Regions from separate parts of the Homo sapiens genome. Here region 2 is linked to region 1. A link is an interaction called in ENCODE POLR2A ChIA-PET data of the cell type or tissue named here. Cell type or tissue: GM12878. All regions are shown on one strand. Each heading gives the region's core, and the rest is flanking DNA. Links, peaks and the distances in the headings are about the cores only.

The links. Peaks named below come from ENCODE experiments on the same cell type or tissue, not always from the same donor. Only the 100,000 strongest peaks of a DNase experiment are listed, where the experiment ranks them.
Region 2: POLR2A ChIA-PET joins it to region 1 with 9 read pairs; 5 of 35 experiments call an interaction of 5 or more read pairs at or near these places.

What each region holds. Positions count from the first base shown.
Region 1 is chr17:73,224,907-73,229,295 of GRCh38, forward strand. It overlaps VCF1 (VCP nuclear cofactor family member 1), which reads right to left. Exons shown (of 4, transcript NM_001098832.2): 2 at 2,259-2,358. Among named protein-coding and RNA genes, the nearest start is that of VCF1, 5.3 kb to the right of the region's middle. RefSeq lists an enhancer at 4,074-4,123. In GM12878, for the core only: no CTCF peak of the experiment used is centred there; DNase peaks (open chromatin) are centred at 2,605 and 4,007; H3K4me3 peaks cover 2,724 bases; H3K27ac peaks cover 2,033 bases.
Region 2 is chr17:73,279,916-73,284,304 of GRCh38, forward strand. CDC42EP4 (CDC42 effector protein 4) reads right to left here. Exons shown (of 2, transcript NM_012121.5): 2 at 3,709-4,389. Among named protein-coding and RNA genes, the nearest start is that of CPSF4L, 20 kb to the left of the region's middle. RefSeq lists an enhancer at 1,850-1,979. In GM12878, for the core only: no CTCF peak of the experiment used is centred there; DNase peaks (open chromatin) are centred at 2,256 and 4,195; H3K27ac peaks cover 777 bases.

The sequences.
Region 1 (4,389 bases), core at 259-4,258:
CAGGACAGGACAGGACAGGACAGGACAGCACAGCACAGCACAGCACAGGACAGGACAGCACAGCACAGCACAGCACAGCACAGCACAGGACAGGACAGGACAGCATAGGATAGGACAGGACAGGACAGCACAGGACGGCACAGCAGGCTATTCTGGTCAATGTTCAGTAAGCAAGGCTGAAACTAATGGTTGTAACACCCCATTAGGTGATCTACCAGTGAGTTCAGACAGAAACTACCAGTAATGACCTTAAACGATAAGGAAGACAATCTAGTCCTTCCTTCAGATAATGATTACGGAGTGGCTCAACAACTGAATTTCTTTGGACAAGTAAGGACAAGCTCAGCTAGAGAACCCAGGAGGTTGAGTAACAAGACGTTGTTTTCTTCTGTGAGACCAATGCACGGATTTTAGAAAGAGAGTAAAGGTCATTTTGTACCAAAAACTAAATAAATAAATAAATAAAATTTAAAAATCTACAATATCTGCCTTACTTAAGAGATCAGAAATGTTAATTTTTTTAAAAAAGGATGACAATTTCTTTCTTTTTTTTTAACCAAGAGACAAAAGCAAGAAAAAGATGGCAATTTCTATTGCTGTTCTCAGGCTTCAAAACTGGCAGATACGGGAAAAAAACGTTAATACAGAGAGTTAGACCTACCATACCCTTGACTGAAATGAACATCATATAGCAGGACTTACATACAGACACAAGTAAGGAAATACTGATGGCCAACACCATAGAAGTAATCTTTGCATACTCTTTTAATGAATAGTCTTACAATTCAAAAGAATGGAAACTCAATTACTATTACAGGGTTTTATCATTAGATATTCATGGTAGCCTCTAATCTTGTTTTCTTTCATCCCTGAGATTCCCAACTATTACATTAAACAAAGCTCAATTACCTTTCTGATAATCATTTTTTAAAAAGAAAAGAAAAAAGCAAATAGGAAAAAAATATATATATATATAATATATATATATATATATTTTTTTTTTTTTTTTTTCTGAAACGGAGTCTTGCTCTGTTGCCCAGGCTGGAGTAAAACGGCACGATCTCAGCTCACTGCAACCTCTGCCTCCTGGGTTCAAGCCATTCTCCCACCTCAGCCTCCCAAGTAGCTGGGATTACAGGCGTGCACCACCACACCCAGCTAATTTTTTGTATTTTTAGTAGAGATGGGGTTTCACCATGTTGGCCAGGCTGGTCTCGAACTCCTGACCTCGTGATCTGCCCACCTTGGCCTACCAAAGGGCTGGGATTATAGGGATGAGCCACTGCGCTCGGCCAGGAAAATATTTGAAGAGGAAAAACAGCTATAGAAACTCAGGTCTCCACACAGAAGGATTCTACTCTGCACTTGTTCACTGTCTCTGAATGACTGTTACCTACATGAAAGTTCCTGATTTTTCCCCCTTGGGGGAGTTACTTTGAATTGCTGGCAAAGACAGACTGGATATAGGTCAAATCCTATTATCAGGAACTAATTAAAGTACAAATTATTTGGGTGTGGGAGAATTCTACTGTGAGTTATGAGGCTAGGGCTCTTTGTTGTTGAGGCTTTTCTCTTAGTGTGACAACTGTTAAGGGTCAAAATCTCTAGGTGCATAACTTAATAGCAGCATTACTTTATATTGGTTTCCTTTCCCCAGCACAGAGCAGCCTTCCAATTGCACAGAAAATGTATCCTCAGTCTGCGTACTGAAGCACTCTTTCATGAAATCAAAAATTGTAAAAAAGTTCCAGAACACCCAACTCCCCTTCCCTCTCACCACAGGAGCTCTTTTCACAACAAGATAATGAAAAGTAAAAACACTGAGAAATGGGATTCTGCATACACATACCTTACATATTTTACATGCTTAAAGTTTCTCTTAAAAGGCATTTGAATTGAAGCAACAAAATATGTTTATCTTAAGGACAATTCATGGTTTATAAACTACCAGAAAAGAAGTTCGCTGCTGAAATACAAAACAGTGAGTTCAAACATAGGCTTTCAAAAAGCCACGAAATTTCTAACAAATACAAATGAGTGTGTACATATATGACTATGTGCACATATGTACTGTTTTGCTGGGGACAGGGTACACAGCTTCCTCAAAGGGACCCTGATTTGGAAACAGAAAGGTTAAACCAGTATAATCAACTAAGGTCATTTTAAATTACTGTTTAAGTAAATTTAATTACACAGCAGATACTAGGTTATTTAACTCAAGCAGTGAAAACAACAGACTATGTGACCACACTTCCTACCTCTGTGTCCCAGGAATCCTGAAAGACAGGGTTTCTGCTACTTCTTTTGGTCTGGGGGGGAAGATGGTTGTCTTCTTCGTTGCCATTCCTTCTCCTTTTCCTGAAATTAAATCACAAGGAGAAAAAAAAAAAAACCCAAACAACCGATGTTTTGGACACTTGAATTGCAAACCATAACAACATATAAATTTGCCCTCTGGCCTGAGAAAACATAATTCAGCATATGATATCCCAATAGGTTATCAGTTGGAAGTACAGCATCACTGGACACTAAGAGCAAAAATACAAGACAGCAGCAGCGAGGTCAAGCTTAAGTTAGTAAAACTCATTTCTAAAAAGAAGCTTAACAATTTTAAATGTCTGTTGGGACTGAAACAAGAACAGGAAGAGGTTAATGACTAAGCTTTCAACCTCTAACCTAATTAAGGTTTTCTTCTTTTTACACTCCCTGAAATTAGGATTCCGAGTTACCTAATTGTACTCCCTTCCATATGACAACATTTGATATAAGAGTGGCTGCCTTTGCCTATTTGCCCTGAAAACCCTTATAAAAGTACCTCTTGGTCACATTCACCTGCTTATTCTGGCAACACTAGCCGGTATTATGATATAACAATTACTTCACTAGATTGTTACTATGAGATGATAGCATAAGCTGCTTAAAATTTCCAGGTTTAAAGAAAAATCACACATCTTTCTTAGGCAAGTGTTCTCGGACATGCAAGAAAGACCAAATTTGCATGTACTCTATTTAAGAATTATGTGCTGTCAAAACGATTTCTGAACCTGTTAGAAAACAGAAATAAATTAAAGGAGGTATAATTTTCAGTCAAATTGCCCGGAACTGTACTGTCCAATACGGTAGCCACTAGCCACATATGGTTATTTACATTTAAATTAACTAAAATTAACCATCCAGTTCCTAGGTCACAGCTGCCCTGTTTCTAGTGCTCAGTGGCCACGTGTAGCTAGTGGCTACTGCACTGACCAGCACAGATAAAGGACATTTCCGTCACTGCAGAACGTTCTCCGGAGCAGCACAGGCTAGAGGTCTGTATGTACATGGCAGCAGCACCTATTACAAAACCCTTGAAGTTTCAGCTTTCTATAGTTAAGAGACAAAAGGCTAGTGTGGACACACAGCTCTTGGAAAGCATGTACATTTGGAGGATATAGTGTCTTCTAAATAATTATACACTTTCTATGAGAGTAGGGTGGCTTACAGTGGCAGGCCTTTAATCCTAAAGGTTTTGAGTTGAGGTTTGAATATTAGAGAAAATAAATGATCACCCTAAGCTCACTTCTCTGTACTCTGCAACATTCTGAATAGGTCTAACTTTAATAATGAGTATGGATCCCAGCTTAAGTTTGGAATAATAAAGAGTGTGTGGTTCTGATAAAGCTTCAACCATCCTGCACTGGGCTATGTAATTTACTTCATTCTAAGACATTTCTGCTCCCCACCTTTCTCTTAGGAGATCAGATCTTAGCTGCACATTACTTTGAAGTAGTTGGAGGTTAAAAAAAAATAGATGAATATCAGGTTTTAATAATCATTAAATGGGTGTGCTTTTATCATAAATTTGAACCAAGAAACTGCTAATTTCATCCTAATATGATCAGGGAATTTGAGTGGGAGTGTTCTGCAGAGGCAAAGCAATGTCTGCTGGGAGGCCAGTCGACACCCAAAGAGAAAGTCATTGAGTAAGTAGCAGCTGCTGGTCCTCACACACCCATTTTATCAGCGTGCCAACAGCTGACTGGGCTTTGGGCTGCTGAGTCACTCTAACCAAACTTAGGAGCCTGATCAAAATTTGCTATCTCCTCATTTATAATGGGGGATAGATCTTTCCAGGGACAAGACTATGAATGTCAAGGAGGTTGCATGGCAGAGGGACTGTAAGAACAAAAAAAGATGAGATGATTTTGTGGATTTCAACTAATCTCTGGGAGAGTCACATGAAATATCCCTGCCTCATAAATTACTTGATCTCTCAAGGCACCAGAATAATCTCTTTGGCCTGTTGGTAGCCTTCTCCTCTGGATGGTACCAGATTAAGAAAGAGTCCTACCTGCTCTTCATTTGCCTTTTTCTAGGCTCTTAGCAGATCTCATCCTTGAAACATTCTTC
Region 2 (4,389 bases), core at 264-4,263, 55 kb after region 1:
CCTGAGAAGGGCAGGGCCTTGGCCGCCTGGTGGGCAGAGGTGACCTATGGGAAGCAGCAGCTGCCGCTGAAGGGGGCTGGAGCAGCCAGTGCCTCCCTGACACTTCCCTTGGGCACACAGAACCGTGGGAGATGGGCATGCCCCACTCTGAGAGGCTGATAGCCCCGTCTCTGTGCTGCTTGGCCAAGCCAGGCCACCGGCCCCACCTTGTCATTCCATGTCCAGCTCCTCTGTTTCCTAGACCTGTGGGGTGGGCTGGTTCTTTCACCTCTAGCTGCTTCCCCTGTAAAATGGGGGTGATATGAATGGCATGGACCTCACGGAATTGTTATGAGAATGAACTGAGGCCAATGCAAAGAACAATGCCTAGCATATGGCGGTCATAGCTGCTAAGACATATGGCCCGTATCACAGCGGTGCAGAGCGGCGTGTGCCCAGTAAACGGGCGCACAGCCCTATCCACATGGGGGACGTGGAGGGAGATGCTCTGGACCCGCTGGGGCAGGTGGCGGGGCTGGTGCCAGGACATCATCGGGCCAGAAGGCTTTGGGTCCCATCCCATTTTGGAAAATGGTGACTGAGATCTGAATTTAAATGACCAAATTATTACCCAGAAGTAGTTCCTGGTTCCTTTAGACAGAAAGGGCCCACAGAACATCTTTAAAGCAAGAAGTGCCCTGCGGGGCCCTAGGTTTCTCAGGTGAACCTCAGAGACCAACGGGGAAAGAGTAAGGACCCCCCAAATCCAACCCCACCCAGGGAAGCTCTGGCTCAGCCTCCATAGAGGTTCAAAGTATGACCTCATATGAGGCCAGGTGTGGTGGCTTGCGTCAGTAATCCCAGAGTTTTGGGAGGAGGCCAAGGTGGGAGGATTGCTTGAAGCTAGGATTTTGAGACCAGCCTGGGCAACATAAGACCTCATCTCATAAATAAATATATAAATGAATAATCAATCAATTATAAAAGGCTGGGTGCAGTGGCTCGCACCTGTAATCCCAGCATTTTGGGAGGCCGAGGTGGGCGGATCACCTGGTCAGGAGTTTGAGATCAGCCTGGCCAACATGATGAAACCCCGTCTCTACTAAAAATACAAACAAAAATTAGCCGGGTGTGGTGGCGTGCACCTGTAATCCCAGCTACCCAGGAGGCTGAGGCAGGAGAATTGCTTGAACCCGGGAGGTGGAGGCTGCAGTGAGCCAAGATTGCACCACTGCACTCCAGCCTGGGCAACAGAGCGAGACTCCGTTCTCGGAAAAGAAAAAAAAAAATCAATTAAAAAAAATAGCATGACCTCATTGCAAACAAAGCTTCTGGTAAAAAGTTGAAAACAACTGAGCTACTGCCTAATTTTAAAGATGGAGAAACTGAAGCCAATTGGAGCGAGAAAATAACTGGCCCAAGGCTACCCAGCAAATCTTTTTTAAAAAATTTATTTATTGGCTGGCTGCGGTGGCTCATGGCTGTAATCCCAGCCCTTTGGGAGGCCGAGGTGTGTGGATCATGAGGTCAGGCGTTCGAGACCAGCCTGGCCAAGATAGTGAAACCCCGTCTCTACTAAAATTACAAAAAATTAGCTGGGCCTGGTGGTGGGCGCCTATAATCCCAGCTACTCGGGAGGCTGAGGCAGGAGAATTGCTTGAACCTGGGAGGCGGAGGTTACAGTGAGCTGAGATCGTGACACTGCACTCCAGCCCAGGCGACAGTGCGAGATTCCATCTCAAAAAAAAAAAATTATTTTTTGGTAGACATGTTGTCTCGCTGTTACCCAAGTTGATCTCAAACTCTTGGTCTCAAGGGATCCTCCTGCCTCAGCCTCCCAAAGTGCTAGGATTACAGGTGTGAGCCACGGCGCCTGGCTCCCAGCAAATCTTAACAGAGCTCTGTGGCCTGGCTGGTTCTGCGTGTTCATCTCATCCTTGTCTCCTGGGTCCACTGAACCCCCAGCCAGAAGGTATGCTCCTTAAAGCTGTGAATCAAGCCAGGTCCCCGGGTCTTCTTGAATGCTCAGAGCTTTTCCATCAATGGTCAAGAAACAGATTCTGGGGCTCGGGGCGGCTGGTTTCTCTGGGCCCCTAGGGAGTCCCTGGTTAGTCGGTGTAGGTACAGTCATTTCTCTCTCTTGGGAGGTTGCACTGTGTCTGGGAGGCACAGCCCCTTCTCATCTGCCTGGTCCTCGCCTGAACAGTACCTTCCTCTCCCCAGTCATCCCTGAGCTAGACTGTAGCCCCTAGGGACCCGTCTCCCAATGGGCCCCAGCTCTCCTCCCTCTCTCTTCTTCCCTTGGGGCAGCCAGAAGTCCCCGCTCATAACTCCCACACGAATGAGCCTGTCTAGGGACAGAGGGAGGGACCTGAGTGACATTTTAATTATGCCTCTAATTGCTTTCCAGGGAGATGAGTGGGGAACTCACATTTCTCTGTGGGTGCTCAGGGGAGAGTGCAGGGTTTCCACCAGGAACTCAGCCACATTGAGATCCCCAAGATTTCCCCAGATTTCCTGAGAGCAAGCGGGGGCTTCAACAAGCAGTGAGCCAGCCCTACGCAGACCAGGGCTCCCTTCTGAAGCTGTCCAGAAAGAGGGGAACATGATTCAAGGGAAGGAGGTGGTAGGGCAGGGGCAGGGCAGTGGGTTCAGGGGCCACTAGACCCTCACCCCCTGACTTTATATCCCGAGGTTTTGATGTGCCCAGGAGTGGTGGGGTGAGAAGGGCAGGAGTTTTGAATGAATTCTGGGCATTAGAGAAGGCGGCCTCGAGGCTTATCTGATCATCTTTCTCCATCTGGAAAATGGGGATGTGGAGCTTCTATCTCCCTGAGAAGTGAGGTTGAACTGAGGACCTGCCACTTGTAAGCTGATTTTCCAGGCTTAACGGTAAAAGGGGAAAGAGGAGGTGGTAGCCCCGCTCCCAGCATCATGCAGAAACTGCCTTCAGGGCCAGCCACTTTCTGGTGGTGACAGTTCCGTGCACCAGGACACCAGGGGGCTGGGGAGAACACAGTCACTCTCATCCTAATCACAACTGTATAAAAAGCCCATGTCGACCGGCACGGTGGCTCACACCTGTAATCCCAGCATTTTGGGAAGCCAAGGTGGGCGGATCACTTGAGGTCAGGAGTTGGAGACCAACCTGGCCAACATGGTGAAACCCAGTATCTACTAAAAATACAAAAATTAGCTGGGTGTAGTGGCGCACGCCTGTAATCCTAGCTAGTTGGGAGGCTGAGGCAGGAGAATCGCTTGCACCTAGGAAGCGGAGGTTGCAGTGAGCTGAGATCACACCCCTGCACTCCAACCTGGGCGACAGAGTGAGACTCCATCTCAAAAAAAACAAAACAACAACAACAAAAAAAAAAAACAAAAAAAAACAAAAAACCAACCCCCTCCCCCACAAAAAGCCCATGTCACTGTTTCTGTGCCTCAACCCTCTAAGAGTGGCAGGATACCCATTTTACAGAGCAGGAGAGGGAGGCACAGAACAGCTAAGCGACCAAGTGCCAAGGGCTTCCAAGAGATGGCAGTTAGGGACACCTGAGTCCCCAGACTCTGAAGGGGCCTGCCCAGGCAGACAGCATCGCAGGAAGGGCGGGTCCTCACGGACAGAGAGACAGAAGCCACCTCAGGCCCCCCTGGACAGCTCTAGGACCTGGGTCCAGACCCCACCCCCATCCTGAAATAGCCCTCCCAAAAAGCAGAGACAGACACCAGGCGTGCTTTAGGGCTTTTTTTTTAATGTTTCCTCACTGTTTTGACAATATCATGAAAAAAATCAGTTTAGAATCTGGAATTGGCCTGGACGGGATTCGAGGGCAGCTGGCGGGGGCTGCATAGCCCCTGAGGTTCCTCCCCCACCATGGGACCTAAGCTATTGGAAACAGGAGCACCAACAGGGCACCGAACCTGGAACTAAGTTAGTGTCTAGAGTCAGGCAAGAGAGGAGAGTCAGGCAAGAGAGGAGGGGCCGGGCCACAGTCGCCATGGGGACGCCCCTGGCTGTGGTTGGTTCTGTGTCTCCCCCTCCCCTCACTGGCTACATGGAGACAGGGAGGTGGGTCAGGCTGTTCCCAGGACAGAAAAATAACCGGCAGTCAACCTCAGGGCTCATACCCGAGCTTCTGCTCAATCCCCTCGGGGACAGTTACAGGACTCAGAGAGAAACGTGAATTTCAGAAAAACAAATCATTTTTCACATAAGTGTTCCAAATATTGCGTGGGGCATATTAATGCTAGAAAATTATCTTTTGTTTACCTGAAATTTGCGTTTAACTCAGCACTCTGTTTTGGTTTTGCTAAATCTGGCCAACCCTGGCCTCAAAAGTCGGTGGGGGGAGGCCTGAGAAAAGAAAGGGAAGTAGTCAGTACTGAGGGTATTGAGGGGAGGGAGGGAATAAC